Regions from separate parts of the Homo sapiens genome. Here region 2 is linked to region 1. Evidence: read pairs that join two places in POLR2A ChIA-PET (ENCODE). Cell type or tissue: Panc1. All regions are shown on one strand. Each heading gives the region's core, and the rest is flanking DNA. Links, peaks and the distances in the headings are about the cores only. Region 1 has its middle 8.5 kb from the start of BLOC1S6. Region 2 overlaps SLC30A4-AS1 (SLC30A4 antisense RNA 1).

Region 1 (15,947 bases), core at 357-4,356:
TTTTGCCACTTTTCCGGGCTCCCCTTGTTAAGTGTAGATGAAAGATTTAAGCCCTCCGTTGCAGCAGCTACTGAACAAATTCGGCCAAGTTATCAGAAACTGCACTTGCTGAGATCCTGTGGAATGATCTCATGAATTCTGTTGGAAAACACTTAGAAAAGGGCATAGGCAGCTTTGGACCAAAGAAAACGATTTAGCTCTGCCATCTCTAGCTTATACCCTCTCATCTCAACTGTAATGGTGGCCTCCTAATGTTGCTCCCCAATTATGCCTGTTCAGTTTTCTCAGCTGCAACCAAAGCTTATTTCAAAAAAATAAGAATTTGCAAGACTCAGAAACTTGCACTGGTTCCCCATTGCCTTTATCAGTGCATTCACACACTTTCCTCTTTGGGCCTCTTTTCCTCTTAGTATTAGCTCCTTCTTATTAACTCTGGTAGGCAGAATACTAGCCCCTCAAAGATGTCCACAGCCTGAACACCAGAAGCTGTGAATATGTTAGCTTGCATAGCAAATGGGAATTAAGGTTGTTAATTACCTGGTGTTGAAATAGATTATCCTGGAATCGCTTTAACCAGGGAGGCAGAGGTTGCAGTGAGCTGAGCAGCTCCACTGCACTCCAGCCTGGGCGACAGGGCGAGATTCCATCTTAAAAAAAAAACATTATCCTGGATTGTTCCAGTGGGCTGATTGTAATCATAGGGCCTCCAAAACTGCAAAAGAGAGTCAAGAGTGACAAGTAACTATGAAGAATGATTAGAGAGATACAACATTGTTGGCTTTGAATATAGAGGAAGGGAGCCTCCAGCATTGTGGGTGACCTCCAGAAGCTGGAACTGGTAAGGAAACATTCCCCTGAAGCCTCTCTAATGCTCTGATGACACCTTGATTTTATCCTCATGTGATCAATGTTGGACTTCTGACCAACAGAACTGTGAAATAATCTGTGTCTTAAGTTTGTGATAACTTGTTATAACACCAATAATAATGTACGGTATACCCTTCAAGACATTCTTTATTCCATGTGAGCATTCTCCTAAAATTATGCCCTTTCATGTCTGCAGTGCTCTTGCCTATGCTTCAACCTGAAATATTCTATCCTTTTGTAAACCAAAAATAAAATTATAAACCCCACAACTGACTGATGGACCCCCTGCCCCTCACCTCTTGGCCAAGGGCATTCCAAAGTAAACCTGAAAATCTAGTTATTCCATCATCTAGATGGAAGTGGGGATGGGGGGGTTAGTCCCGGGGGTGGGTCGGACATGGCTCATTATACCCTCCTCCCTTTGGAATTCAGGCTGAGCTGAACAGCATTCACATGAAAACAGATCTTAAGACTGCCAGACTTTTTCTAGCTTTTCTAGAACTTTATTTTTGACACCAAGCCAGCCTGACTCTAGTATAGCATCACGACAGATAGCAGGCCCTGAAGGAAATTGAATTATTTAACCCCAAAATATATTCCTTTGACATATTTTTAAATGGCCCTGCAAAGCTGTATCTTGTGGGGGAAAACCTACAGTCTGTAGAAAAGCCCTGTTCCTTTCCAGGTGTTTTCCCTTACCCAGGAGGGAATTAACCAAGTCTGGCACCTTTTTAGGTCTGATAAGAGCTCTACCAGAGGCTTCATCTGCATAATAAAACCTTGATCTCTGCCAGGGACAGTGGCTCACGCCTGTAACCACAGCACTTTGGGAGACCAAGGCAGGTGGATCACCTGAGGTCAGGAGTTCGAGACTAACCTGACCAACCTGGAGAAACCCCCGTCTCTACTAAAAATACAAAATTAGCCAGACGTGGTGGTCCATGCCTGTAATCCTAGCTACTTGGGAGGCTGGGGCAGGAGAATTGCTTCAACCCAGGAGGCAGAGGTTGCGGTGAGCCAAGATCATACCACTGCACTCCAGCCTGGGCAACAAGAATGAAACTCTGTCTCAAAAAAAAAAAAAACCTAGGTCTTGGGCCAGGTGTGGTGGCTCACGCCTGTAATCCTAGCACTTTGGGAGGCCGAGGCAGGCAGATCACCTGAGGTCAAGAGTTCGTGACCAGCCTGGACAACATGGTGACTAAAACCTTGTCTCTACTAAAATTACAAAAAAAAAAAAAAAAAGCCAGGCATGGTGGCGGGTGCCTGTAATCCCAGCTTCTCGGGAGGCTGAGGCAGGAGGATCACTTGAACCTGGGAGGTGGAGGTTCCAGTGAGTCGAGATCACACTATTGCACTCCAGCCTGGGCGACAAGAGCAAAACTCTGTCTCAAAAAAACAACCTTGGTGTCCACAACCCCATATCTTAACCCAGACATTCTATTGACTCCAGGTCTTTAGATAATAACTTAAGTCTTTTTTGTTTGTTTATTTCCTAATATAGAGGTAGAGTCTCCGTATGTTGCCCAGGCTGCTCTGGAACTCTTGGCCTAAGGCGATCCTCTCACCTCAGCCTTCCAAAGCACTAGGATTACAGGCGTGAGCCACCACGCCAGCCTGATAATCTTTGAATTGCCTGTGACCCTGAAGTCTCCGCTTCCAGGTGTCCCGCCTTTCAAGACCAAGCCAATGTACATCTTACATGTTTTGATGAATGTCTTAGGTCTTCCTAAAGTATATAAAACTACACTGTAGCCTTGTCAGAGGCATTTGAGCCAGAGCAACTCCATCTTGAATAGGACTGGGTAAAATGAGGCTGAGACCTATTGGGCTGCATCCCCAGGAGGTTAGGCATTCTTAGTCACAGGATGAGATAGGAGATCGGCACAAGATACAGGTCACAAAGACCTTGCTGATAAAACAGCATGTGGTAAAGAAGCCAGCCAAATCCCAACAAAACCAAGATGGTGCCAAAAGTGACCTCTGGTCATCCTCACTGCTCATTATTTGCTAATTATAATGCATTAGCATGCTAAAAGACACACCCACCAGCACCGTGACAGTTTACAAATGCCATGGCAACATCAGGAAGTTACCCTATATGGTCTAAAAAGGGGAAGAACCCTCAGTTCCAGGAATTGCCCACCCCTTTCCCGGAACACTCATGAATAATCCACCCCTTATTTCGCATATAATCAGGAAATAACTATAAGTGTAATCAGTGAGCAGCCTAAGCCGCTGCTCTGCCCATGAGTAGCCATTCTTTATTCCTTTACTTTCTTAATAAACTTGCTTTCACTTTACTCTATGGACTCACCCGAATTCTTTATTTTGCGAAATCCAAGAAGTCTCTCCTGGGGTCTGAATCAGTACCCCTTTCTGCTAACTGCCTGACCACCTTGGGCATATGTTCTCAGGATCTCCTGGGGCTGTGTCATGGGCCATTGGTCACTCACATTTGGCTCAAAATAAATGTCTTCAAATATTTTACAGAGTTTGACTTAATCAACATTTTCAAAGTCCTACTTTTCAGCTGGGTGCGGTGGCTCACACCTGTAATCCCTAGCACTTTGGGAGGCAGATCAGCTGAGGTCAGGAGTTCAAGACCAGCCTGGCCAACATGGTGAAACCCTGTCTCTACCAAAAACACAAAACAGCTGAGCGTGGTGGCACACGCCTGTAATCCTAGATATTCAGGAGGCTGAGGCAGAGAATCACTTGAACCCGGGAGGTGGAGGTTGCAGTAAGCCGAGATAGCACCACTGCACTCCAGCCTGGGTGACAGAGCAAGACTCTGTCTCAAAAAAAAAAAAAAATCCTACTTCTCTTCCAAGGCTCAGTCTTAAAGCCTTTACTTTAAAATCATTCACAATCCCACTACTCCTTTCATTCAGAAGTTACGGTAATAACCCTTTATCAACTACAAAGCATCCTGCTATTTTAGCACTTAATCCGTTCTTTTTTTTTCCCCCTTGGTAGAAACGGGTTTTGCTGTGTTGCCCAGGCTGGTCTCAAACTCCTGAACTCAAGCGATCTGCCAGCCTCAACCTCCCAAAGTGCTGGGATTACTGGCATGAGCCACCATGCCTGTCCACTTAAATTATTCTGTATTAGTTATTTCCCTTGTCTCCCTCTATTAGATTGCAAACTCCGAACATACGCTCTTATTCACAGAGAATCATAATAGGTTCTCAACCAATATTCAATGAATGAAGTAAGTATTGATTCTCTAGCCCCATTTCCAGATATCTATAATCTGTAAAGTCTGCGTCACACAATATGACATTTGATAAACTGCCTGGCAACCTTAGTTGGTTGTTAGCATTATCTCCTAACTAGATAGTAAAGCCATTTAGAATGAAGCCATGTCCTATGGGTTGCCTGTACCTCTTTATGTCTTAGCACAGTATTAACCATATTACATGAATTTGAAAATACTGGTTATTTTTTATTATTATTTAAAATAAAAACAAGGTCTCACTATTTGCCCAGGCTTGCCTTGAACTCCTGAGCCTGAGTGATCCTCCTGCCTCAGCCTCCCAGTGTTAGGATTACAGGTGGAGCCACCACACCTGGCCAAAATACTGGTTATTTAAATTCAGTGGATGAAATTAAATGGTGACACCCTGCCAATTTTTAATTATCTTCTATTTTGCTTTACAGAACAATTCATGTTGGAAATTTGATGATCTTTTTCAGCATTTTAACTTTACTTAATATGACAAAAACTAATCAGCTAAATAGACAAGGCGGACTTTGTACCAAACCCATCTTGCTTTTCCCTTTCTCCTTTTCCCTCTACCCCCACAGATTTCAGCTCAATGCATCTGTTAGAGGCATTCCAAGCAGAGTGACTCTGTCTTGAACAGAGGCTGGGTAAAATGAGGCTGAGACCTGCTGGGCTGCATTCCCAGGATAGGCATTCTTAGTAACAGAATGAGACAGAAGGTTGGCCCAAGATGCAGGTCACAAAGACCCCGCTGATTAAAAGGATGCAGTAAAGAACCTGGCCAAAACCAAGATGGTGACAAAAGTGACCTCTGATCATACTCACTGATCATTATACACTAATTTTAATGCATTAACACACTAAAAGACACTCCCACCAGCACCATCACAGTTTACAAATGCCATAGCAACGTCCAGAAGTTACTCTATATGGTCCAAAAAGGGGAGGAACCCCCAGTTCCAGGAACTCCCCCTCCTTTCCTGGAAAACTCATTGAATATCCACCCCTTGTTTAGCATATGATCAAGAAATAGCCATAAGTACACTGAGCCAATCAGCCCATGCCACTGCTCTGCCTATGGAGTAGCCATTCTTTTTTATTTTTTGAGACGGAGTCTCGCTCTGTCGCCCAGGCTGGAGTGCAGTGGTGCGATCTCGGCTCACTGCAAGCTCCATTTCCCAGGTTCACGCCATACTCCTGCCTCAGCCTCCCAAGTAGCTGGGACTACAGGCGCCCGCCACTATGCCAGGCTAATTTTTTGTATTTTTAGTAGAGACGGGGTTTCATTGTGTTAGCCAGGATGGTCTCGATCTCCTGACCTCGTGATCCGCCTGCCTCGGTCTCACAAAGTGCTGGGATTACAGGCGTGAGCCACCGCGCCTGGCGAGTAGCCATGCTTTTGTTTGTTTACTTCTCTAATGAACTTGCTTTCACTTTACTTTGTGGATTCATCCCAAATTCTTTCTTGCATGCGACCCAAGAACCCTTTCTTGGGGTTACTAACACATCAGGTGTTTGTTGAATACCCTTTGTGTTCCAGTCTCTGTGAAATGGCTGCTATATGCTTAACATAACACTGCATGTGGCACAGAGCTCAAAAGCAAAATACTAGAATTTGATTGCAAGGATGTAAATACAGTTTGTTGATTTATATCTCTTTTAAAATGCCTTTCATCGCTCCCATTCCCTTTTATGCACCGAAGTTATAATTCACTCCAAACATCTGAATATCTAGAACTGGAAGGCATTGTAGGGGGTAAAAGTAAAAATCCTGATTCCTGTCCACCAAGAATTTATATTCTACCATTTAAACATAGTAGAATTAGTGAGCATGACAATAAAGTGCTGAATTATGTGGAACAGGACCTGGAGGAATGTAAAGGACATGATGTCATCTTAGTTTCCTATGGCTGGTGTAACAAATTACAAACCTGGTAGCTTAAAGCAACACAGTTTTATGTTTTTTTGTTTGTTTGTTTGTTTGTTTTGAGACAGAGTCTTGCTCTGTCTCCCAGGCTGGAGTACAGTGGCACCATGTGTGCTCACTGCAAGCTCCGCCTCCTGGGTTCACGCCATTCTCCTGCCTCAGCCTTCCCAGTTGCTGGAACTACAGGCGACCGCCACCACGTCGGCTAATTTTTCGTATTCTTAGTAGAGGTGGGGTTTCACCCTGTTAGCCAGGATGATCTCGATCTCCTGACCTCGTGATCTGCCCGCCTCGGCCTCCCAAAGTGCTGGGATTACAGGCGTGAGCCACAGTGCCCAGCCAACAGTTTTATTTTCTTATAGGTCTGGAGCTTAGAAGTCTAAAATCAGGCTCAGTGGGCTAAAAATGAAGGTGTCAGCACAGCTGCTTACTTCTGGAGGCTCCAGGGAAGAATCTGCTTCCCTAGAATTTCGCCTCTTCCAGTTTATAGAGAGGCTGCAACTTTTTTGTCTCATGGCCCCACATCACATGGCCTTTTTCCCCCTGCTTTCATTGTCACATCACCATCTTTCCCACTCTGATCCTCCTTCCTCCTTTATATAAGGACTCTTGTGATTACATTAAGCCCACCTGCATAATCCAGGATACTCTTCCCATCTCAAGGTCCTTAATTTAATTACATCAGCAAAGTCCCTTTTGCCATGGAGGCTAGCATTCACAGACTCCAAGGACTTGAATATGGACGTCTTTGGGGGGGCATTATTCATCCTATCACAGATGTGCAGTTGTATAGTGTACAAGTGGAAAGTAACTAGGGAAAGTTTTAAAATTTAATAGAGGAATTGGGATTTAAGCCATACCTTAAAAGACAGGTAAAATGTAATCTGAAGAGAAAAATTAGTAAAGTCTTTCAGGCAGGAGAAAAACATCATGAGTAGCAAAAATATACTTCAGATTCAAGGGCCTCAAGGCACTAACTGTCCTCTGGAGAATACAGCAGTGACACAGATTAAATGGTTAGTAGGAGGACCTAATAGAGAAAGGTGTTGCATAGTCTGTTAGACCAAAAGAATTTAAGAAGATAAAAGAACATAAAATGTAGCTCTGAATAAGTTAGTTCAAAGAAACTATATCTAGAAAGTGTTAAACACTTTGTGTGTGTGTGTGTGTGTGTGTGTGTGTGTGTGTGTGTGTGTTATATTCATAGCAAAAATAAGGCCATTGGATTTCAAGGACTATGAAATGCAAAAGAGGAAGAGCAAATATAATGCAATAAATAAATCAAAACTTTATTCACCTTTCAGTTTTGCTGTTTTAAATGTTTCTATATCCTTTATTTTTTGCTGACCTAAAGGGAGAAGGTGGGTAAGAGATTCAAGTAAAGAAAAAAATATTAGTCCATGAATATTTTTTATTCCTTTTATGGATCAGATGTCCTATATTTAGAATGTGTTTGACCTACTTCTCTCACAGGCATTTATTTCCACCCTCCCATTTATCTCTCTTTTGATCTTTTTCCAAAAACAGAAGAAAGTGTTGGGGGAAGACAAAGCAGGGGGTGGCGCAAAATATTTCAGTAAGATGTAGGGACTGGCCGGGTGCAGTGGCTCACGCCTGTAGTCCCAGAACTTTAGGAGACGGAGGTGGGCAGATCACTTGAGGCAAGGAGTTCAAGACCAGCCTGGCCAACACAGGGAAACCTCATCTCTACTAAAAATACAAAAAATTACCAGGCGCAGTGGCTCATGTCTGTAATCCCAGCTACTCAGGAGGCTGAGGCACGAGAATCACTTGAACCCGGGAGGCGGAGGTTGCAGAAAGCAAAGATCGCACCACTGCACTCCAGCCTAGGTGACAGAGCGAGACTCTGACTCAAAAAAAGAAAAAGAAAAAATAAAATAAAATAAAAAGATGTAATTACCAGGGCTGCAGAGAAAAAGGGAGGAGAAGGGGGAAGATACACAAGAGAAAGATATTACAGCCCATGACCTTATGCTTCTATTGGATAGATGTTGAAAATATGAACACATTCATATAGGCTGATGCTCTTGCAAAATAATTAAAAGGAAGGGAAGAAATTGTAAGTAGAAAATCAAAGAAATTAATTACTAAAGAAAAACAGTTTACCATTTTGCCTATGGTTAGCCACTTTTTTAAAAACCACTTTTCACTTGTATTTACATAAGAAATATTCTTTCACATTAGCAAAGTGCTGAAATACTTCCACCCACTGTAACTCTGCTACACTTTCCACATTCATTCCTTGCATTATATAACAAACATATTTTTACATGGATTATTTCACCAACACCTCCTCCTAACTCTGCCACCAAAAAGTTTTGCAAAATATATGCAGAAGTCAAAAGCAATGGCTTTTGAAATTTTTAGAAAATGAACACAATTACTAGAAACATTTTATTTTAGTGATCATGGCTCACTGAAGCCTCAACCTCCCGGGCTTAAGCAATCCTCCCACCTCAGCCTCTCAAGTAGCTGGGACCACAGTCAGGTACCACCATGACCCAATAATTTATTTTAATTTCTTGTAGAGATGGTGGGGGGGGGGGGGTCTCCCTGTGTTGCCCAGGCTGGTCTCAAACTCCTGGCTCAAGCAGTCTTCTTACCTCGGCCTCCCAAAGTGTTGGGATTATGGGCATGAGCCACCATGCCCAGCTGCAATATCTTACATAAGCAAATACAAGCCAAGTTTTGTTCAAACTTCTATTTTCTTTTTTTGAGACAGGGTCTCACTCTATGCCCAGGCTGGAGTGCAATTTCACAATCATGGCTCACTGTAGCCTCAACCTCCCAGGCTCAAGAGATCCTCCCACCTCAGCCCCCCCAAGTAGCTGGGACTACAGGAGCGCACCATCACACCTGGCTAATTTTTATATTTTTTTGTAGAGACAGGGTCTCACTATGTTACCCAGGCTGGTCTTGAACCCCTGAGCTCAAGTGATCCACCTGCTTCAGGCTCCCAAGTGCTAGGATTACAAGCGTGAGCCACTGCACCCAGCCCAAACTTCTATTTTCATATAAACACTAAAGTAATTTTTTTTGTTTTTTTGAGACAGCGTCTTGCTCTGTCACCTAGCCTGGAGTGCAGTGGCACGATCTTGGCTCACTGCAGCCTCTGCCTCCCAGGTTCAAGCAATTCTCCTACCTCAGTCTCCCGGGTTCAAGCAATTCTCCTACCTCAGTCTCCCGTGTAGCACCACCACCCTGGCTAATTTTTTTTTTTTTTTTTTTTTGAGACGGAGTCTCGCTCTGTCGCCCAGGCTGGAGTGCAGTGGCGGGATCTCGGCTCACTGCAAGCTCCGCCTCCCGGGTTCACGCCATTCTCCTGCCTCAGCCTCCCAAGTAGCTGGGACTACAGGCGCCCGCCACTACGCCCGGCTAATTTTTTGTATTTTTAGTAGAGACGGGGTTTCACCGTTTTAGCCGGGATGGTCTCGATCTCCTGACCTCATGATCCGCCCGCCTCGGCCTCCCAAAGTGCTGGGATTACAGGCGTGAGCCACCGCGCCCGGCCTAATTTTTTTTTTTTAACATATTTTAGTAGAGACAGGATTTCACTATATTGGCCAGACTGGTCTCAAACTCCCAACCTCAGGTGATCCACCTGCCTCGGCCTCCCAAAGTGCTGGGATTACCGGCATGAGCCACCACGCCCGGCCTAAAGTAATTTATTAAAATAAGAGATTGAAATTCAACTTGCCTTATCTCTTTTATGTTATTCGAGGGTCACTAGAGAACTAGAGGTATGATATCAGATACTACTGTACAGTCAGGGCAGGCTAGGCTGTGGTCCTGTAATAACCTTCACATCTCACGACTTAACACACACACATCTATTTTATGAAGGACTCTGCTTCACAGTCTTCACTCAGAGACCCAGGCTGACAGCCTCCACCACAAGGAGGAACACCCCCAGTCATTACCATGGGAAGAAGAAACATGGCAAATTGCACACTAACTCTTGAAGACTTTCACCCTTAAGGTGACAGAGGTTACATTTCATTACCCACAGCCAGCCACATGGCTACACCCAACATCAAAGGGGTGGGGAAGCATTTTCCTCACAGGTGCTTGGGAAAGGAGAAAAACAGAAAGTGAATAGCATCAGTGACTATCACAGGTGCCAGCAATTAGAGTTTTCTTCTATTAGAGTCTTTCTTCTTGAGGCAATCTGAGAAAAGTCAGGTTTTTTTAGAATGGGATTTTTTTTTATAGACTTTTTTTTTTTTTTTTTTTGAGACGGAGTTTCGCTCTTGTTGCCCAGGCTGGAGTACAGTGGTGCTGCAGCTCACCATAACCTCCGCCTCCCGGGCTCAAGTGATTCTCCTGCCTCAACCTACCGAGTAGCTGGGATTACAGGCATGCACCACCATGCCTGGCTAATTTTGTATTTTTAGTAGAGACAAGGCTTCTCCATGTTGGTCAGGCTGGTCTCAAACTCCCAACCTCAGTTGATCCACCTGCCTCGGTCTCCCAAAGTGCTGGGATTACAGGTGTGAGCCACCGTGCCCGGCCTAGACTTTATTTTTTGGAACAGTTTTGGGTTTACAACAAAGTTGAGCAAAAAGTACAGAGGTCCCCTATGTCCCCTGCTCATACACACTCATACCCCTCACTACCAACATCTCCCACCAAAATGATTCACGTATTACAATCAATGAACCTACATTAATACATCATCATCACTCAAAGTCCATAGTTTGCATTAGGATTCACTCTTGATATTCCCCATTCTATGGGTTTTGACAAATGTATAATTGCATATATTCACCACTGGAGTGTCATACAAGATAGCTCCACTGCCCCAAAACATCTGTGCCCACCTATTCACCCCTCTCTCCCTGCAACTCCTGGCAACCACTGATCTTTTGACTGCATAGTTTTGCCCTTCCCAGATTGTCACATAATTGGAATTGTATAGTATGTAGTCTTTTCAGACTGGTTTCTTTCACTTAGTAATATGCATTTAAGCTTCCTCCATATCTTTTCATGGCTTAAGAGCTCATTTCTTTTAGCACTGAATAATATTCCATTGTATGGATATACCACAGCTTGTACATTCACCTACTGAAAGACATCTTGGTTGTTCTCAAGTTTTGGCAATTATAAATGAAACTGCTATAAACGCCATGTGCAGATTTTTGTGTATACGTAAGTTTTCAGATCAGTTGGGTAAATACCAAGCAGTGAGATTTCTGGATCATAAGGTAAGAGTATGTTTAGTTTTGTAAGAAACTACCAAACACTCTTCCAAAGAGGCTGTACCATTTTGCATACCAACGTGCAATGAATGAGGGTTCCTGTTGTTCTACGTCCACACCAGCCTTTGGTGGGGTCAGTATTTTGAATTTCACCCATTGTAATGGGTGTGTAGTGGTATTTCATTGTTTTAATCTGCAATTTCCTAATGGCATATGATGTTGAGCATCTTTTCATATGCTTCTTTGCTATCTATATATTTTCTTCAATGAGATGTGAGTTGACATCTTTTACACATATTTGAAGCAAGTTGTTTGTTTTCTTATCACTGAGTTTTAAGAGTTATTTGTATATTTTGCATAATAGTCCTTTATCAGACATGGTTTTTTTGTTGTTGTTTTTTTGTTTTTATGAGACGAAGTCTCACTCTGCCACCCAGCTTGGAGAGCAGTGGTGCAGTCTTGGCTCACTGCAACCTCTGCCTCCTGGGTTCAAGTGATTCTCATTCCTCAGCCTCCCAAGTAGCTGGGATTACAGGCATGCACCACCACACCTGGCTAATTTTTGTATTTTTAGTACAGACAGGGTTTCACCACGTTGGCCAGGCTGGTCTCAAACTCGTGACCACAGGTGATCTGCCTGCCTCAGCCTCCCAAAGTGCTGGGATTACAGGTGTGAGCCACTGCACCTGGCCTATCAGACATGTTTTTGAAAATATTTTCTCCCAGTCTATGGCTGGTCTTCCCATTCTCTTGATTTAATTTTTAAAATGAACATTAGAAAGCAACTTAGGACAGTATGTCTCTATAGAAAGAGGGCAGATTTTCAAATTACTCACAAAAGCACATGACCAGTTTTGACATTTATAGTCAGGGACACCTTTCTGAGGTATACCTCCATAGAAATGATAGCAGCAGCGACTCATCTAAAGTGGCCATTGCCAAGATGCCAGCTACAGCAGGGAGGCACTGGGTAGTTCCTTAAAGGAAAATACGATCCATGGAGCAGGCAGGAGCCCTGCCCTTCGGCTGCAGACCCAGGGGTCTCTGTGCTCTTGGGAGCCCAGAGCCAGCTCTCTCCCAGAGCCCCCTGCCAGCACCTGTTCCTGCTGCCTGGCTTCTCCCACTGTCAGCTCCTGCTCTAATCCTGGAGCAAGGTTGGAGCCGAGCCCCGGCATTGTTGCAGCCCAGCCAGGGGGCTCATGCTCAGGGCAGTGCTGACACACCAGCCCCCAGCCACATCAGTCCCCTCCAGACTTTGGGTGATGAGGATCATGGGAGGGAAGCCGAGGGGGACTGCACGTAGCTCAACACTGGCCTGCAGGCACCTCTTGGCACAAACATCCTGGGTGCCAATGAATGGCCGTGAGAGGCAGACAGGCTCCTGGGAGGAAGGGGGTGGGTCCCCAGTGAAGCTCCACTTTCAGGCCAGGGAAGGTCCTACCAGTCCTGCCCACCAGAGGGGGAACTTGTGGTGCTTTTTCCTGAGCCCACCTATTGCTGCCCATGGACCAATCAGCATATACTTTCCCCACTCTGAATGAAAACCATAAAAACCCCAGACTCAGCCAGAGCAGGGCAGACATCAGGATGGCCAGCTGCATAGAGGAACTACCATCTCCGCTGAGAGATGAACATTTTTGGGGATGACCTGTCAGCAGAGAGGAGCCATCCACTCCAGGCCTCCTCTCTGCTGAGAGCTGCACACTCGATGGGACGACCTGCCCACAGAGAGGACCTGCTCACCGCGGGTCTCCTCTGAGCTGTTCTGACCCTCAGTAAAGTTCTTCTTCGTCTTGCTCACCCTCCACTTGTCTGCATACATCACTCTTCCTGGACATAGGACAAGAACTTGGGCAAAGGCACCACCACCCACAGAGGTTTCCAGCCAGAAAAGCAGCACCTCAAATATCCCAAGAAAAGAAATAGCAAAGGGCTAAAGTCAAAAGATTTGTTTCAAGCCCAGCTAAGATAATCATTAGCTGTATTAGATTTTTGTCTAACCAACTAGCAAGTAGAGAAGTCCAGACCTTCCTAAACAAACAAAGGAAGTTTTGATCAACTGAGCTTGAAAGTCCGGGGGCTGCTCTGGCTTCAAGGATTTCTATGTCTTCTCCTCAGCCAAAATAGGAATCTCTCCCTCTCTCTCCCTTTGATTCTCCACTCTGCTTTCTCCTATGTAGCATTCACTCTAGGAGCTCTCTCAATGTGATAGGAAAATAGCTCCAGGGTTTCATGATCCTTACATCTCCCAAGTGAAGTCAGTGCGCTCCTAGCATTCATTTATTTCAATCCCTTAAAAAAAAAAAAAAAAAAACTCAAAGCCAGGCACAGTGGCTCACACTTGTAATCCCAGCACTTTGGGAGGCTGAAGCAGGTGGCTCACTTGAGGTCAGGAGTTCAAGACCAGCCTGGCCAACATGGTGAAACCCCGTCTTTACAAAAAATACAAAAATTAGCCAGGTGTGGTGACGCATGCCTGTAATCCCAGCTACTCGGGAGGCTGAGGTAGGAGAATTGCTTGAACCCAGGAGGCAGAGGTTGCAGTGAGCCAAGATTGCACCACTGCACTCCAGCCTGGGCAACAGAGCAAGACTCCATCTCAAAAAAAAAAAAAACACTCAAATACTTGGATTACATGCCCACCCGTATACCAATCTCTGCATCTAGGGGAATATAGTGGACCCTGATGGGTCAGTGTGGGTCACACATAACAGACAGAGGCAGAGCCCCTTGACTGACAGACCTGCTAGGAGTTATAGAAAGGCACTGGGTAGTTCCTTAAAGGAAAAATCAGAGTCCTATTACCAAAAAGAGGAAGGAAATTGGCCCAACCAAAACAACAGATGTCAACTATATCAGTTATGAGATTTTAGTCAAGTCACTTACTCTCTGAACCTGTGTTTTTTTCATCAGTAAAAGAGGCATGATAATGATAATACCAGACCCATTACTCGGTGTAGTTCTTGTAAGAATCAAGCACGCATTATATGAACAGGATTTGTAAACTGCTGCAAGACACTATTGTAAATAATAGCACCCACTAAACGAGCATTTATTATGGCTAGAAGAAATAGTATTATTTCTGTTATTAGTGCCTTGGATACATATATTCACTAACCTTAATGTGATCTCTTAAATAGACTTTAGGTTTCCTAAGTAACCATTCAACCTTAATTTGGCTTCTTATGTAGACTTCTCTGTTGAAATAAGAGGGACTAAATGACTTAAATGAATATCGGAGGGCTTGGCAATTCTATGTTTTATTAAAATTCATTTCTTTTATACAAATCAACTTCATACAATAGGCAGTTTTTTAGTGGTTAATATCAACTGGTTAAGCTGGCAACTGAAGTTGCAAACCTGCAAAATTAGAAGATCAAGCTGTGAGGGATAGAGAACATCACCAATACCAGTGTTCTGCTTCTATTGGCAGGTGGGGAATCTTTTTTATTTTTTATTTAGTATTATCAAATCTGACAGTAAATGAATATCCGTAATATTGAGTGTTAATCATTTGAAATAGTATCAGTGTTTTTGAACTATTAGTAAAACTAGTCACAAATGATGATTCATTCAAATAACTTTAAATATTATTCAAAAGACAGCGATTCTTCTTCCACTTTGGGGTTTTCACAAAATTCATTTGTTAATCTTACATGTAGATATCAAAGTAGCCATCAGTCATTATTACTTTATTCTCTATGTTATGGAAAAAGTGTGATTTTAATGACCATAGGCATCATATATTATTCCAGGACTCAGCTTTCCTTTTAGGATAGATTTATTTAAATTAGCTAGGAGATAGATCATGCTTCATTTAAAATTGCTAAAATAAGTACTTGCATTAGCTATGCAAAATAGTCCTTTTTTTACTTAAAATGTTCTCTTCAAAGTGTTTCAGTTGCTAAATGTGAATTATTTCCAAAGATTCTCCAGACCAAAAGGTGAGATGATATTTTAAAAATTCAATTTCCTTATAATGTAATGAGGTCAATAATACAAAGAGTTCAGAGTCTCTGATTCCTTTTTCAGTTTAAAAATGCCAGTGGATCAAGTAATTTCTAAATTATTGCCCTAGTCTTTGGACTTCCTATAAATTTCTTGTCAACATTTTTTGAATTTACTTAGGAAAGTGCTGTCTTTAAAATTAATTATTCACTTACCTTCATTTTAAAGTATTTTTTCAAAACTGCTTATTTGATGTAGTAGATGAAAGGGTATATTTAAAGGCATTAATTTTTATTAACAGCTAAATATCTCAAGATGTCATTTTTCCCTCTAAGTTTTCAGAAAAGTCTCTATTATGTGCTCCCAGAGAGAAAAATAGACTTTAAATTAATTTACTTAATAAAGAGATAAATATAGTCTGTCTGTATCTCATCATAAACTTAGGAGAACTAATCCCTGAATGCCAATGACTACTGCAGGATTTTATCAGTCCTGGTTTTCCTCAGTCCCACCGTCACCTTCCCTGCTCTGCCCCATACCACAGGGGCTGGCTTTCCTGGTCCCTGTGCCAGCTTGCTTCCAGCTGAGTTTGGCCAATGGGAGGCACTAGTAGAGGTTACAGGCTGGGAGATTGGAAGGGGGTGGTAAAGAAGAAATCAAGGTATTTCTCCTTCCTTTTTGCCTCAGAAGGCAACTGGAGCAATGACTGGCTCTCCCATCTGGCCCCAGCTCCCAGTTGGAGAGTCCTGCTGTGAGT
Region 2 (15,947 bases), core at 6,265-10,264, 83 kb after region 1:
TCTTTTGTTAAGCTACTGCATAATGCATGTGAATGTGTTCCTGGCCAGGCACGGTGGCTCACGTCTGTAATCCCAGCACTTTGGGAGGCCGAGGTGGGCGGATCACCTGAGATCAGGAGTTCAAGACCAGCCTAGCCAACATGGTGAAACCCCATATCTACTAAAAATACAGAAATTAGCTGGGCATGGTGGTGCACGCCTGTAATCCCAGCTACTCAGGAAGCTGAGGCAGAAGAACTGCTTGAACCCGGGAGGCGGAGGTTGTAGTGAGCCTAGATCATGCTGCTGCACTCCATTCTGGGCGGCAGAGTAAGACTCTTGTCTCTCTCAAAAAAAAAAAAAAAAAAGAATGTGTTCCTAAAGGAAACTCCACTGCTTCTCAACATATTATATAGTCATTTGTTTACTGGTTGCCTTAGGATTTTTAAACAGCTTCAAAATTATTTTTAAACATTAATTTTTTTGAGATTTAAACACCTGCAGTTAAGATCTAAGATGTAAACATATCATCATGGAATGGGAATTTTTTTAACACTGCTTGAGAGAGTACATTTATATAGTCCTGTGGTTCTTAAACTCTTTTAGGTTATAAACCCTTTGGAATTCTGATGAAAGCAGTGAAACACTCCCTCAGAAACATGCAATAACAGAACACAGAAGATGCTACACATATAAGTTAAGAACCCATAATAATGAAACTTCTATTAAATATTAAAGAAGTACTTAGTGTTTGTTCTACATAGTCACTTTGCTTCTTCATAAATAAATACTATGTAAAAATAAGAGACAATAGAACTGACCGGTCCTATTGTGTCTCTGGAATTTTCTATAGAAAGTCAAATCTTTCCCTTTCCTTAAAAGTACTAAGTTCCAAGAAGGTAGACCAGACAGCACCATTTGATTCCTGTCTCTCTGAGAGTCCATTAAGATAAAAACATAGAGGTACCAAAACACCAAAGAGAATTACATGATTGGGTTACCAGTAAACACATTTCCAGAAATTTTTGGAAGTTGTAAAGTACATATGAGTGGGTTGAAGGAGAAAACAAGCCAAGAAGCAATGTGTAGAACATACTCTGAACTAGGAACTGGACCAGCCCAACAGATCTTAAGGCTTAGGGACAGAGATGAGCAGAAATGAGAATTGGGGCTGAAAACGGAAGATTAATTGAATAAGTGGGAAGCCGTTCCCAGTGGTCACTATGCCCCTACCTCCCTTCTTACTCCTACCTCTACTCAGGCAGCCTACACTTTCCGCCAAGTAAAACACCACATAGTTCTTCTAGAAAGAAACTGAACAAAATGTTCAGGGAAAACTAAGAATTAGTGTGGAAGTTGATGCTCCAAAATAAGTCTTACTTTTACCAGAATTCAGATTTCTACCACCTCATATCCTGATTCTCCACCTACTCATCCTAAAGGAATATAGTTATCCTCTGCCCTGCCCTACACCCCATATTAATAACCATTTTAGGCTGGACATGGTGGTTTATGCCTGCAATCCTAGCATTGTGGGAGGCTGAGGCAGAAGGATCCCTTGAACCCAGAAGTTCGAGACCAGCCTGGGCAACATAGGAAGACCCTGTCTCTACCAAAAAATATTATTTCAATTCATTTCTGGCTTATCCTTCCAGCATTTCCTTTTTACAAAGGATAGTTTCCCTATCCTTCTGCCCTAAGTATGAATAGACAACCAAGAATCTTCCAGCATGTGGGAAAAACCAGCACCATGAATTAAAATGACCAAAACTAAACTAATAGAAAAATTAACCCTAAAGGAAAGAGAAGTAACTTAAAGAACCAGGAGAAGCTGGGCATGGTGGCTCATGCCTGTAATCCTATCACTTTGGGAGGCCAAGGTGGGCGGATCACTTGAAGCCAGGAGTTTGAGACCAGCCTAGCCAACATGGTGAAACCCTGTTTCTACTAAAAATACAAAACCTAGCTGGGCATGGTGGTGCCCACCTGTAATACCAGCTGCATGGGAGGCTGAGACATGAGAATCACTTGAACTTGGGAGGTGGAGGTTGCAGTGAGCCAAGATCAAGCCACTGCACTCCAGCCTGGGCAACAGAGTGAGACAAAAAAAAAAAAAAGGAAAAAGAAAAGAACAGAACCAGGAGAAAAGTTTTTAAATTATCTTATTAATATGCTCAGAATAATAAAACAGTAAAATGTTTTGGAAAAATAAATACAAGAAATAGCTCTTTGAAATTAAAATTATTCCTGAAATTTATTATTTATTTATTTATTTATTTATTTATTTATTTATTTTTGAGACAGAGTCTCACTGTGTCACCCAGGCTGGAGTGCAATGGCGCGGTCTCGGCTTACTGCAACCTCCACTTCCCAGGTTCAAGTGATTCTCCTGCCTCAGCCTCCAGAGTAGCTGGGATTACAGGGGCCCGCCGCCACTCATGGCTAATTTTTGTATTTTTAGTAGAGACGGGATTTCACCATGTTGGCCAGGATGATCTGGATCTCCCGTCCTCGTGATCCACCCGCCTCGGCCTCCCAAAGTGCTGGGTTTATAGGCATGAGCCACCGCCCCCAGCCAAGCCTTACTATTAAGAACCTCAGAAAAATAGAACTTAAAAAATAAAAAGAAGTAACCACTTAATGCATATGGTATTTCTTTTTGAGGTGTTGAACATGTTCTGGAATTAGTAGTGATGATGGCTGCACAACCTTGTACATGTACTGAAAACCACTGAATTGTACACTTTAAAATGGTGAATTTTGTTACATGAATTTTATGTCAATTTTTAAAAGTCATCTAAAAAAATGAAAGGGAGGGAATTGTTAAAGATATAGATAGATAGGTATTTCCTGAGCTAAGAAGGTACTCAAGCTTCACACTGAAACTTTTGGGATCTTCTTTTTTTTGTTGTTTTGTATTCTGAAATATTATGAGGGGATATCTAGATATAGACCTTATTTCACTTATTCTGCTCTATGAAATAATGGTGGAAATTTGGAAGAAAAAACTTAGTTTGCTTGAGGAAGATTCAAAGATACATAGAATTTGATGAATAAAGCTGTAAACCAAAGCAGTTGGTGTCCCTGAGTTCCACAGTACCATTGCTTCAGAGTAATCTCTTGAAGTTCTATGGGGAGAGATATATTTACATTTGGACACACTTAAGTAGGGTAGCTCTTGTGATCTCTAATTCCAGACTTGGAGATTCAGGTCCTGAAAACTTCACAGAGGGAATCCCCACAAGAAGCTTGGTTTGTTACCATTCTTGTTGAATTTTGTTTTGTTTTGATGACATGGTGGGGTGGGACAGGGATGGGTTTTTTCTCTGTTGATTTATTTTGTAAATATGCAAAACATGTTGCAAAAGTCAAATTTTATTTTATTAATTTATTTATTTGAGAGTGGGTCTCACTCCGTTGTCCAGGCTGGAGTGCAGTGGCGTGATCTCAGCCCCCTGCATCCTTGACCTCCTAGGCTCAAGCAATCCTCCCACCTCAGCCTCTCGAGTAGCTGGGACTGGGACTGGGACCACAGGCATGCACCACCATGCCTGGCTAACTTTTGTATTTTTTGTAGAGACGAGGCTTTGTTTCCCAGGCTGGTTGCAAACTCTGCAGCCTGTTTCCCAGGCTGGTTTTGAACTCTTGAGATCAAGTGATCCACCCGCCTCGGCCTCCCAAAGTGCTGGGATTACAGAGATAAGCCATCATGCCTGGCCAAAAATTATTTTTTAAAAGAAAACACAGAGAAGTCTTGCTTTCATTCCCCTCCACTCCATCTCCCCATACCATTCCATAAGAGTAGACCCTTTTAATTGGTTTCTAGCCTATCCTTCCAGCACTTCCTTTTGAAAACATAAGCAAATACATATATATGTTCATATCCTGCTTCTCACCACCCTTTTTTATGCAATAGGCAGTATACTGTATACTCAACTCTAGACCTGGAGGCAGTGATTCTATATAGAGTTCCACCTCCAGATCACTTTATAACAGTACATAGAAGCTTCTGGTTTGAAAATGTCAGAGCTTAAAGGAGGAGAACAACCACTTAACTATTCAGATAGAAGTAATATTCCCTTGCTCCTTTTGAATAAAAATTGAAAACAGGATATTGTCTTGGGATTCTGCATGAGGAAGCAGAAAATTAGATTTCCTGGGAATTTCTTCTACACTGAAGAATGAAATTTTACACTCTATCTGACAATAGTAAATATCAAACCATAGCTTAGCTGTAATTGCCATTTTAGTTGTTATATGGATGTGTTTCTGCTTTAAAAGATCACATTCTCTGTAGGCTTTAGATTGGTTTATATTTATTTATGGACTATTGATTGTAGCCTTTTTTTTTCTTTTCTTTCTTTTTTTTTTTTTTTTTAATTTTTGAGATGGAGTTTTGCTCTTGTTGCCCACGCTGGAGTGCAATGGCGCAATCTTGGCTCATTGCAACCTCCACCTCCCGGATTCAAGCGATTCTTCTGCCTTAGCTTCCCAAGTAGCTGGGATTATAGACGTGTGCCACCATTCCCAGCTGATTTTTGTATTTTTAGTAGAGATGGGGTTTCACCACGTTGGCCAGGCTAGTCTCGAACTCCCGACCTCATGTGATCCTCCCACCGCAGCCTCCCAAAGTGCTGGGATTACAGGCGTGAGCCACCATACCCGGTTGATTGTAGACTTTTGATTGGTATTTACAAGGACCCATGAGAGGCAACAAAGAGAAGTTGTCAAGAGAACAGACCCTGAGACCAATAGTTTGGCTCAAGCTCTGGCTCCCTAACTTCCTACCAGTTTGACCTTGGGCAAGTTACCTAACATCTTTGTGCCTCCATTTTCTATTTGTAAAAGGAAACTAATAGTAGTGCCTACTTTATAATAGAGTTATTACAAATATTAAATGAGTTAATATTTGTAAAGTAATTAGAAAAATGCCTGGCACTTCAAAAGCAGCCTTCATTTATTCTTTGGAAATAATTTTAAATGAATTCAAGGTTTATATGTAGCTTTTAGGCATATATACATAAATGTCACTGTAAACTGCAGAATATCCGATCTTTAAAATTTTTTGGTTAAATTTTATCATAATATGGTAACAAATCACATTTATTGCTTTTAGGTGTTAGCGATAAAACAGAGTTTGTCAGTTTTAGTCTCTTATGTAATGGAACAGAAATACGATGAGCCCAGTGGGAGAAAGCAGGAGGAGTTCTTGTCCGTCTCTACTTATACTTTTTGTTTTTTTTAAGTTACTAAATATTTTTGACACTGATTTTTGCTTATGAATAGTTTTGAAGTACCAATGAAAATGGGTTCTCACCCAAGTGAGAATAGTTTTGCTAAAAAGGTAGAAATAAAAGAAATTGAAGGAGCAATTCTACTTGATGGTAAAACAGTGATGTTGTTATATGCTATTCACATTTTAGTTTTCTCCTCTTCCCATTAGTTCTTTCTGTACAGTTTAAACTGAATCTGGAATTTTCTTATAGAGAATTAGCTTTACATGATCAAGTACTGTCTATTTAGTTACTCTGGAGGCTATTACTTCCCCTCTCAGTTCCTCCAAATGGTCTGGAGTGAAGAAGGAATCATTTTTGTTTCTTCTGTAACCCAAAGATTAGCTATTTTTTCTTGTTTTTAAATTTTTATTTATTTATTTATTTATTTATTTTGGAGACTGAGTTCCACTCTTGTTGCCCAGGCTGGAGTGCAATGGCACGATCTCAGCTCACCGCAACCTCTGCCTCCTGGGTTCAAGCGATTCTCCTGTCTGAGCCTCCCAAGTAGCTGGGATTACAGGCATGTGCCACCACACCCAGTTAATTTTGTCTTTTTAGTAGAGATGGGATTTCTCCATGTTGGTCGGGCTGGTCTTGAACTCCCGACCTCAGGTGATCTGCCCACCTCGGCCTCCCACCTCCCAAAGTGTTGAGATTACAGGCGTGAGCCACCATGCACAGCCTGTTTGTTTTTTTTTGTTTTGAGTTCATGACTTTTTTTTTTTGAAATGGAGTCTCCCTCTGTCACCCAGGCTGGAGTGCAGTGGCTCGATCTTGGCTCACTGCAACCTGCCCCTCCCAGATTGAAGCGATTCTCCTGCCTCAGCCTCTCGAGTAGCTGGGACTACAGGCGCCCACCACCATGCCCAGCTAATTTTTGTATTTTGGTAGAGACGGGGTTTCACCATATTGGCCATGCTGGTCTCGAACTCCTGACCTTGTGATCCGCCCGCCTCAGCCTCCCAAAGTGCTGGGATTATAGGTGTGAGCCACAATGCCCAGTGAGTCCATGACCTTCTAAAAGGATTAGCTTTTATTGAATAAAATATTAAATGAGGAAATGAAAATTAATTTCAGGTCTTCTTTTGTCCTGTTGATCTAGGGTAAATAGTTTTACTGTGCCTTTGCTTCTCCTTCTGTAATAAAGAGTTTTTAATATTTACTTATATTGTGGTTAATGTCAAATTACAGCTGATACATGTATCTAATTTGGATTATCTAGTATTCAATAAAAGTATATTACACATGTGAAGGTGTATAGAAACTGATAATAGACAAACAGGCAGATGTATTTCTGAAATTCGTGTGTAAATTATCTTTAGATGAATGGAGTCTTTTTTTTTTTTCGAGACACGGTCTTTTTCTGTTTTCCAGGCTGGAATACAATGACACCATCATAGCTCACTGCACCGTCGAACTCCTGAGCTCTAGAAATCTTACCCTCGCAGCCTCCAGAGTAGCTAGGACTGCATGCATATACCACCATACCCAGCTAATTTTTTAATTTTTTGTACAGACATGGTCTTGCTTTGTTGCCAGGCTGGTCCTGAACTCCTAGCTTCAAGCTATCCTTCCACCTCAGTCTCCCAAAGTGCTGGGATTACAACCATAAGCCACTGCACCAGGCCTGATGAATGGAACCTTTTAAAGTCACTAATAGTCCAGGCACTGTGGCTCATACCTCTAATTGCAGCACTTTGGGAGGCCAAGACAGGAGGATCACTTGAGCCCAGGAGTTGGAGACCAGCCTGGGCAACACAGGGAGATCCCGTCTTTATAAAAAGAAAAATTAGCAGATGTGGTGGCACACACCTGTGGTCCCAGCTACTTGGGAGGCTAAGATAGGAAGATTGCTTGGGTCCAGGAGGTTGAGGCTACAGTGAGCCATGTTCGGGCCACTGCACTCTAGCCTGGGTGATGGAGCAAGACCCTGTCTCAAAAAAATAAAAAAATATAGGCTGGGTGCGGTGGCTCATGCCTGTAATCCCAGCACTTTGGGAGGCCGAGGCTAGTGGATCACCTGAGGTTGGATTTCGAGACCAGCCTCACCAACATGGAGAAACCCCATCTCAACTAAAAATACATGTGGCACATGCTTATAATCCCAGCTACTCAGGAGGCTGAGGCAGGAGAATCGCTTGAACCCGGGAGGTGGAGGTTGCGGTGAGCTGAGATCATGCCATTGCACTCCAGCCTGGGCAACAAGAGTGAGACTCTGTCTCAAAAAAAAAAAAAAAAAAGTAAAAAGTCACTAATATATAATATGTAATAAACAATTGTTTTTACAATGAAATCACCCGTGTTTGATTTATTTATGAGTTTGGATTTTTTAAAAAAAGGATTCGTGTCTGTGAATGATAGTTAGATATTAGTAGTATCATCCTCTATGTCATGTTCTCATAATAATTTATATGTGGTTAGCAGCATTTATCACATCTTTTATAGCTATTTTTATGAAACTCTGTCTCCTAGATGATGAGTTAAATAGGGACAGGAACAGGTAATATTAAACTCTCTGTGTCTGGCACTAATTGTTGGATAGGTGTGGTGGCTCACTCCTATAATCACAGCATTTTGGGAGGCCATAGTAGGAAGTTTGCTTGAGCCCTTGAGTTTGAGACCAGCCTGGGCAACAAAGCGAGACCCCTATCTTTACAAAAACTTTTTAAAAAATTAGCCAGCCATGGTGGCATGCACCTATAGTCTCAGCTACTCAGGAGGCTGAGGCAGGAGGATCACTTGAGCCCAGGAGGTCAGGGCTGCAGTGAGCTATGTGCACGCCACTGCCCTCCAGCTTAGGGGACAGAGCAAGACTCTGTCTAAAACAAGACAAAAACATAAATTTGCGTATTCAGGCTGAATAAATAAGGGCATGAAAGCTGTGGAACAGACAATTTAGAACAATGCATAATCCTTAAATCATTTGTTTTGGGAGTAAATGAAACCAGTTACCAAACTCAGAGTAGTGGTGTTTTTGTAATTTGGGACTAAATATTTGGAACTTGAAAACATTTTTCCATAATTTTTTTTTTTGAGATGGAGTTTCGCTCTGTTGCCCAGGCTGGAGTGCAGTGGCACGATCTTGGCTCCCTGCAAGCTCCGCCTCCCAGGTTCACGCCATTCTCCTGCCTCAGCCTCCCGAGTAGCTGGGACTACAGGCGCCTGCCACCACGCCCAGCTAATTTTTTTGTATTTTTAGTAGAGACGGGGTTTCACCATGTTAGCCAGGATGGTCTCGATCTCCGGACCTCGTGATCTGCCCGCCTCGGCCTCCCAAAGTGCTGGGATTACAGGCGTGAGCCACCGCACCTGGCCACATTTTTCTATAATTCTAAAACTGTGGTCATGTTCACAGAATAGACTATAAAAATACTCACGCCTGTAATCCCAGCACTTTGGGAGGCCGAGGAGGGTGGATCACCTGAGGTCAAAAGTTCAAGACTAGCCTGGCCAACATGGTGAAACCCCATCTCTACTAAAAATACAAAACATTACCTGGGCATGTTGGCGGCCGCCTATAATCCCAGCTACTTGGGAGGCTGAGGCAGGAAAATCACTTGAACCTGAGAGGCAGAGGTTGCGGTGAGCCAAGATGGTGCCATTGCATTCCAGCCTGGGCAACAAGAGCGAAACTCCGTCTCAAAAAAAATAAAAAAATAAAAATAAAACAAAAACATATAGATAGATAGATAGATAGATAGATAGATAGATAGATAGATAGATAGACAGACCCTTAACATAGCTGGATAGTACTGTTGTACTGGTTGTACACCTGACTTAAAGGTCCATTTTGGGTATAGAAAGAAATTTGTCAGAAGGGAATTTTTTCTTCCTTATCTCAGTGAGGGGCTGATCCTATTTGTTTGCTTTAGTTCTTACCACTTAGAACTTCGTGGCTAAATCATCTTTTGTTCAAATCTGAGATCCATCTATATGACCTTTTGGAGAGTAAGTTACTCTCTTGAACTAGAAGTTTCTTCTTCTGTAAACTAGGAATAATATTTGTATTGCAGAATTGTGAAAAGTAAATAATGTGGTAAGGAAAATAAAGTACCTAACATGGTTCTGGCATAGAGTAAATTCCCAATAAAAGTTAGTTTCAGCCTTCTGTTTTTCCTTCCCTCTTCTACCTGCCTGTATATCATCTTACCCAGATTTTTCATATCTCTCAAGATGCTCCATGCTCCAAAATGGCCTACCGTTCTTCTCCCCCAGTCAGAATTCTTAGCTAAATTGTAGGAAAAAAGATGATTCACTCTGATGATTAAATAACAGTTTTTCAAGACATGCTCTTTAAACTCATAAGTCTTTGGTAATTTATTTGCAATGTAACAGTTCATTTTAGCAAAAATCAGTCAAGGTGAAAGAAGGGTAGTCTTAGATTTGTGGGATACAGTGGCTATTCCAGGAGTCAGTTCTGTTCTGTTGCTACTTTTCCTTCATGTGAGACCATAGATTGTATAAAATCATTCAGGTTTTTATTTTTCATCTATTTTCTTTCATTATTGTTTTATAATAAACTACAATCAGCTTTTTGTAGGAAGATGGAGAGCAGGTTAGGGGCCATATGCGAGTTATTTTTAAATGCCTGGATTTATTTGATTGTGGGCATGCTATCTTATTCTGGAAGGTAATACAATTTTGAATGTAATGAAACCACACTGTAGGAGAAATCCCACAAGTTCTCAGGAGGAATAGCATTCTTTTCCAGACAAAGAGGAAATGCCATTCTAAAGAGAACAGGCTCCACCCGCTTGCTTGCTTTCTGCCTCTATCCTTCTATCCTTCTGTCCTTCTGGTGAAAGTAATTGACTATATTTATATGGTTTTTTTTCCAGACGGTGGGCTGAAGAGGTTGTGCGAATTAGATAAAGATAATGCTCATGTGAAAGGACTGTAGTAAGCAGAGTTGTTTGTATTTGAAATAAAAAGCAAGATTTGCACTATGGTAATAAAAATCATCAGCCTGAGCCAGACACAGTGGTTCACTCCTGTAATCCCAGCACTCTGAGAGGCCAAGGCGGGCAGATCACGAGGTCAGGAGATTGAGACCATCCTGGCTAACATGGTGAAACCCCGTCTCTACTAAAAATACAAAAAAATTAGCCAAGCATGGTGGTGGGTACCTGTAGTCCCAGCTACTCGAGAGGCTGAGGCAGGAGAATCGCTTGAACTCAGGAAGCAGAGCTGAGATGGTGCCACTGCACTACAGCCTGAGTGACAGAGTGAGACTCCGTCTCAAAAAAAAAAAAAAAAAAATCAGCCTAGGCTCATGGCTAAGTGACAGTATAGGATAGATGTCTTTCCTAATGATACATAGTTTTACTGAGCAGAAACCCTGGCAGAGCTGGCTAGATGATGGATTGTCCTGGGTTAGGTACCTGGTTACAATGCTAATTCCATGTAGTTGGGATTTTTTTATCCCCTCTTGCTCTATGGATAGAAAACTATTTAGCTAAGAAGTCTTCCCGCAAACACACAGCCAAAAATAACCTATAATCTCCTAGTTAGTGATTCATTTTGACAACTTCCTCCCACCACTGACAAAAGTTATGCCTATTAATTATTCACATCTTAGAATTTAATCACATCAAATAAACATCTATAGGAAAAGAATAAATTCCTAGAACTTCCTAGGGATGGGAGTTTTTATTGAGGCTGAAAGAAGACATGAGTGAGGTAGTCCACGCTGGATAGCTAGACGTCAGCTTGAGAGTAGTAGGCATCTTGGGTGTGTTGTAGGGGGAGCAATAAGCAGAAGTAGGAGATTATTTATAATGGAAGGGGAGATCGAAAGACAAACTTTGGAGTTTAGCTTGCCATTCTGGTGGTGACAGTGGGCCACTGAAAATCCTCTATGATGTCTTTAGCCTGAGTTGAAATACAAATACAGGTTGAGCATCCTTAATCCAAAATCTGAAATGCCCCTTTGAGCATCATATTGGTGCTCAAAAAGTTTCAAATTTTGGAGCATTTCGAATTTTGAATTTTCTCATTAGGGGTGCTCAACGTGTACTAGTTTAGAAGTCCTAGGCAAATCCAATATAGCCCACTCTTTTTCCTTCTGTTTCCTTCCTATCCTCTATTGGAAGAAGGTAGAAAAGAAAAATAGCACAAAAGGAATTAGAAGAGAGGATATAGCTCCACTCTCCTTCCCTATTCATTTTTATAGACCTCTGAAACCTGTCTTCAGATATTTGCTATATATAGTTTTTTTAAGCAATGGAAAGACAAGTGTTACATAGTTTAAGTGAAACTGTAACTGAGTTTTGTTAAGTGAACAATACTCATTATTGGCATCATAGCATTAGCAAAGTTAACAGTTATGGTAGGCCAGTACATTTATACAACACCCATGAAAATAAATATGTTTGGGTTGTGTGTGGTTTACATAGTTGAAGCAAATATTGTTATAGTGCCTCATAGTTACTTGTTGAATGAATGAATAATAGTATAGGTGGGGAAATAGGTAGTACATATGTATACAAACATAAAAATAATAATAAATTGTAATAAATCCTAGGAAGAGAAAGAATAAGGTACTTGATGGAAAATAACAGAGGATGACAGCGAAGGAATCCAGTGTTTTTCATGTGAACCTTGAAAACTCCTAGTTTTGGCAATTTATTGATGTTTTAAAATATGCAGTAAACAATTTTCATATAGTACTATTAAAACTTGATAATCATCTATGTTTTCTCCTATTTATTTTTTTCTTTTAGCATTTATTAGCCATTCAAACTGTTTATTCTCTATATATGAAATTCAGGGTGTATTTTAGTTTTTATTAGATCATTGACTATAAACATTTGTTTGTATTTCAGCCAAATGAAAAGACCCGTGATCTTGTAGCAAATACACATATTAACTCATCTTACTCCCTCCTCTCATGCTCCAGTTCAGCCAAGTGGAGTGATTTAATTATGTATGTGTAGACTTAGCTGGCAAAATATGTTTTAAAAACTATATTAGGCCGGGTGCGGTGGCTCATGCCTGTAATCCCAGCAGTTTGGGAGGCTGATACTGGCATATCACCTGAGGTCAGGAATTTGAAACTACCCTGGCCAACATGGTGAAACCCCGTCTCTACTAAAAATACCAAAAAGTTAGCCGAGCATGGTGACATGTGCCTGTAATTCCAGCTACTCGGGAGGCTGAGGCAGGAGAATTGCTTGAACCTGGGAGGTGGAGGTTGCAGTGAGCCGAGATTGCGCCACTGCACTTCAGCCTGGGTGACAGAGAGAAACAAAACAAAATAAAACAAAACTATATTAATGGTTTTGTAGTATTTTCATAAAAATCTTTTTTTTTTCTGAGACAGGGACTTGCTCTGTTGCCCAGGCTGAAGTGCAGTGGCATGATCAAGGCTCACTACAGTCTTGACCTCCTGTGCTCAAGCTATCCTTCCACCTCAGCCTCCCGAGTAGCTAGAACTGTAGGCATGTGCTACCACACCTATTTATTTTATTTATTTATTTATTTATTTATTTATTTATTTATTTATATTTTCAGAGATGGGATTTCACCATGTTTCCCAGGCTGGTCTCAAACTCCTGGGCTCAAGCAATCTGTCCTCCTCAGCTTCCCAAAGTGCAGGGATTGTAGGCATGAGCTACCACATCCGGCCATTTTTCAAGACTTTTAAATGCTAAATTTCTATTTTGATTGAAAGATGACCATTCAAGTTCACTTAAAGTGGCTGAGGTGAGAGGACTGCTTGAGGCAAGGAGTTTAAGACCAACCTGGCCAACATAGTGATACCCTGTCTCTATTTAAAAAAACGAATTTACCTAAAGCTAATGGGGTGGTAGCTTTCACAGAAATCCAGAATTTTAATTGTGAAAGTTCCTGAGTCTCTTTTAAGAAAATGAAATAGTAATCCGAAATTTACTCCTTTTGTCTTGGAAAACTTTATTGTAAGTTATGTGACCGAAGACCAACCCAGAACAAGAATGAGAAAATTGGAGCAGGTCATAATTTGGTTGTTGATTGAAAGCTTCCCTCTCTCTTAAATGGGGGAGTGGGAGGGAGCGGAATCTTGCCCGTTTTTATCTGCATTCCATCATGTTAAGAATATTATGAAGGAAAAATTTTTAAACCCTAAGTTAGTCCTATTTATGGTATTTCACCAAAGCTTAATGTATTCAAATGAAAGAGCTTTTTGTTTTATCAGAATAAATGATTATATTTCTGCTCTTAGAATTTTTAGTTAGATAGTATTGTCTTTGCTTTATACTTCCAATTATAAATCTCAGCCCTAACAATCTACTTAAAAGTTTACTTTTTTTCCCTTTTGCATTTATTACTACTCTATCCCAGAAGACATTTTGGGATATATGTCTATATCCCAGAAGACATATAACTGTTATAAAAGATAACAGACTAGTGTCTTTGCTTTTCACCAAGGGAACAACATTCCTTATTAATGAGGCACATTCCTTATTAATGACTAGAAAAGGGATATCATTGATAGCAGTATCTTAATATGCCATTTTGGGAGTTTCTAGAAATCAGCTGAATTCCATTACTGTTAACGTAGGCAGGTATTAGAATCTCTTATCCTTCTCATGTGAGTGAAAACTGTGGCATAGAGAACTGACTTTTCAGCTGCAGGCTGCCAGAATATAGTGGGCCTTGTAAGGGTGGGAGTCCTTCTGCCAAGGAGCTCTGTTCATGCGCTGTGTTTGACTTTCATTTCACTTTATCTTGAATGTAGGTTTGCCTTATCTGAGAATTCACAAAAAGGCGATTTTTAAGTGGTTTAGTAAAATCACTGGAGTGTGGGATTTGCCAGATTTAGCATACTCATAGGATGCCTAATATATCTGAAATACTGCGTAGGACATACTTACACTAAAAAATTATTTGTTGTCTGAAATACAAATTTAACTGGGCATCCAATATTATATCTGACAGACCTACTAGGGTAACTATAATTTATCATCCAAACCAGAACAGTTTTGAGAGTGAAACGGGGCTCTATTCATAATTATGCCAGAACAGCAAACATAAACTAGGACTATCCCAGAAAAATTGGAAAGTATAGACAACCTAATTATATAAGGGGTTTTGAAGTAATTTTTAATTATGAATTTTAAATTTTCATAACCAAGCACATCTCTATGTCATTAACTTATGTGGCTGTGAATCTTTATAAGTGTAAAGTGTATTGCTTTGTAATTTTTTTTTTTTTTGAGAGACAGGGGTCTCACTCTCACCCTGGCTGGAGTGTAGTGGCACTGTTGCAGTTCACTGCAGCCTCAAACTCCAAGTGATCCTCCCGCCTCAACCTCCCAAGTAGCTGGGACAGCAGGCATATACCACCACACTTGGCCAATTTTGGGGGGAGAGACAGGGTCTCACTGTGTTGCTCAGGCTGGTCTTGAACTCTTGACCTCAAGTGATCCTCCCCCCTCAGCTTCCCAAGTAGCAGGGATTACAGGTGTGAGCCACCACGTGCTTTATAATTTTTATATTAAAATTTTGATTAGGGCACCTTAAAAACTATGGTGAGCTAACTGCTAGCTTCAGCCTTGGTACTTGGTTAAAGTTCTCCTGGTGGTAGGAGGCTACCACAAGCACATGAGATTCTACAGTTTCGAATTTTTAAAATTATTTCTTCTTTACAGTTTTGTTTTGTTTTGTTTTGTTTTGAGACAGAGTCTCGCTCTGCCACCCGGGCTGGAGTGGTGCAGTGGTGTGATCTCAGCTCACTGCAACCTCCACCTCCCAGGTTTAAGCAATTCTTGTGCCTCAGCCTCCTGAGTAGCTGGGATTACAGGCAGCTGCCACCATGCCCAGCTAATTTTTGTACTTTTAGTAGAGATGGGGTTTTGCCATGTTGGCCAGGCTGGTCTCGAACTCCTGACCTCAGGTGATCCGCCCACCTGGGCCTCCCAAAGTGCTGGGATTACAGGTATGAGCTACCGCACCCAGCCTCTTTACAGTATTTTTATATGTGTACTTCACCATCAGCAGTTATAACTTTGACAAGAAATCCCTTGTGTTTTTTTTATTTGGCTTACACCTTCTCTTTTAACTTATTTACTTTTTGTTTTTTGGGGTATTAAGTAATAACCTATTATTCATATTTAGCTTCATTTTCTTAATTGTATAGCCTTTTATCATCTTCCCTTGCTTAACCCTTGACTAATTTCATTCTAAAAAATCATCCATAAATATTTGAATACCTGCTATCAATGTGAACTACTCTCCTAAGTACTACAGTAAATATGACATGTAATAAGACTTGGACCATATCCTCAAAGAGTGTATAGTCTGTACTTAATATAGAGGTCTCTCCATAGCTTTGTATATTTCATTTGGTCTTTTCTCTTTTTCAGCTTATATCTCTTTTAAAAATATATTAATCTCTTTCAAAGTATGATTATCTGTATGTTAGAAATAGGTGTTCCATGGTTTTTGAATAGAAATGGTATGTTTTTGTTTTATTCTTATATCTGTTCTGTTGATGCATAGGTTTTTATAGGAGTGTTTTTTTTGTTTTTGTTTTTGAGACAGAGTCTCACTCTGTCGGCCAGGCTGGGTTGCAGTGGCATAATCTCAGCTCACTGCAATCTCCACCCTCCCAGGTTCAAGCAATTCTCCTGCCTCAGCCTCCTGAGTAGCTGGGGCTACAGGGGCCCGCCACCACGCCCAGCTAATTTTTGTACTTTTAGTAGAGATAGTGTT

The links. ChIA-PET counts read pairs that join two places held together with the same protein. Peaks named below come from ENCODE experiments on the same cell type or tissue, not always from the same donor. Only the 100,000 strongest peaks of a DNase experiment are listed, where the experiment ranks them.
Region 2: POLR2A ChIA-PET joins it to region 1 with 9 read pairs; 6 of 35 experiments call an interaction of 5 or more read pairs at or near these places.

What each region holds. Positions count from the first base shown.
Region 1 is chr15:45,570,943-45,586,889 of GRCh38, reverse strand. No RefSeq gene overlaps it. Among named protein-coding and RNA genes, the nearest start is that of BLOC1S6, 8.5 kb to the left of the region's middle. RefSeq lists a silencer at 6,912-7,112. In Panc1, for the core only: no CTCF peak of the experiment used is centred there; no DNase peak of the experiment used is centred there; H3K4me3 peaks cover 493 bases; H3K27ac peaks cover 434 bases.
Region 2 is chr15:45,493,649-45,509,595 of GRCh38, reverse strand. SLC30A4-AS1 (SLC30A4 antisense RNA 1) reads right to left here. Exons shown (of 4, transcript XR_007064611.1): 4 at 9,548-12,483. The region is part of intron 3 of SLC30A4 (solute carrier family 30 member 4); the gene reads left to right. Among named protein-coding and RNA genes, the nearest start is that of SLC30A4, 21 kb to the left of the region's middle. In Panc1, for the core only: no CTCF peak of the experiment used is centred there; no DNase peak of the experiment used is centred there.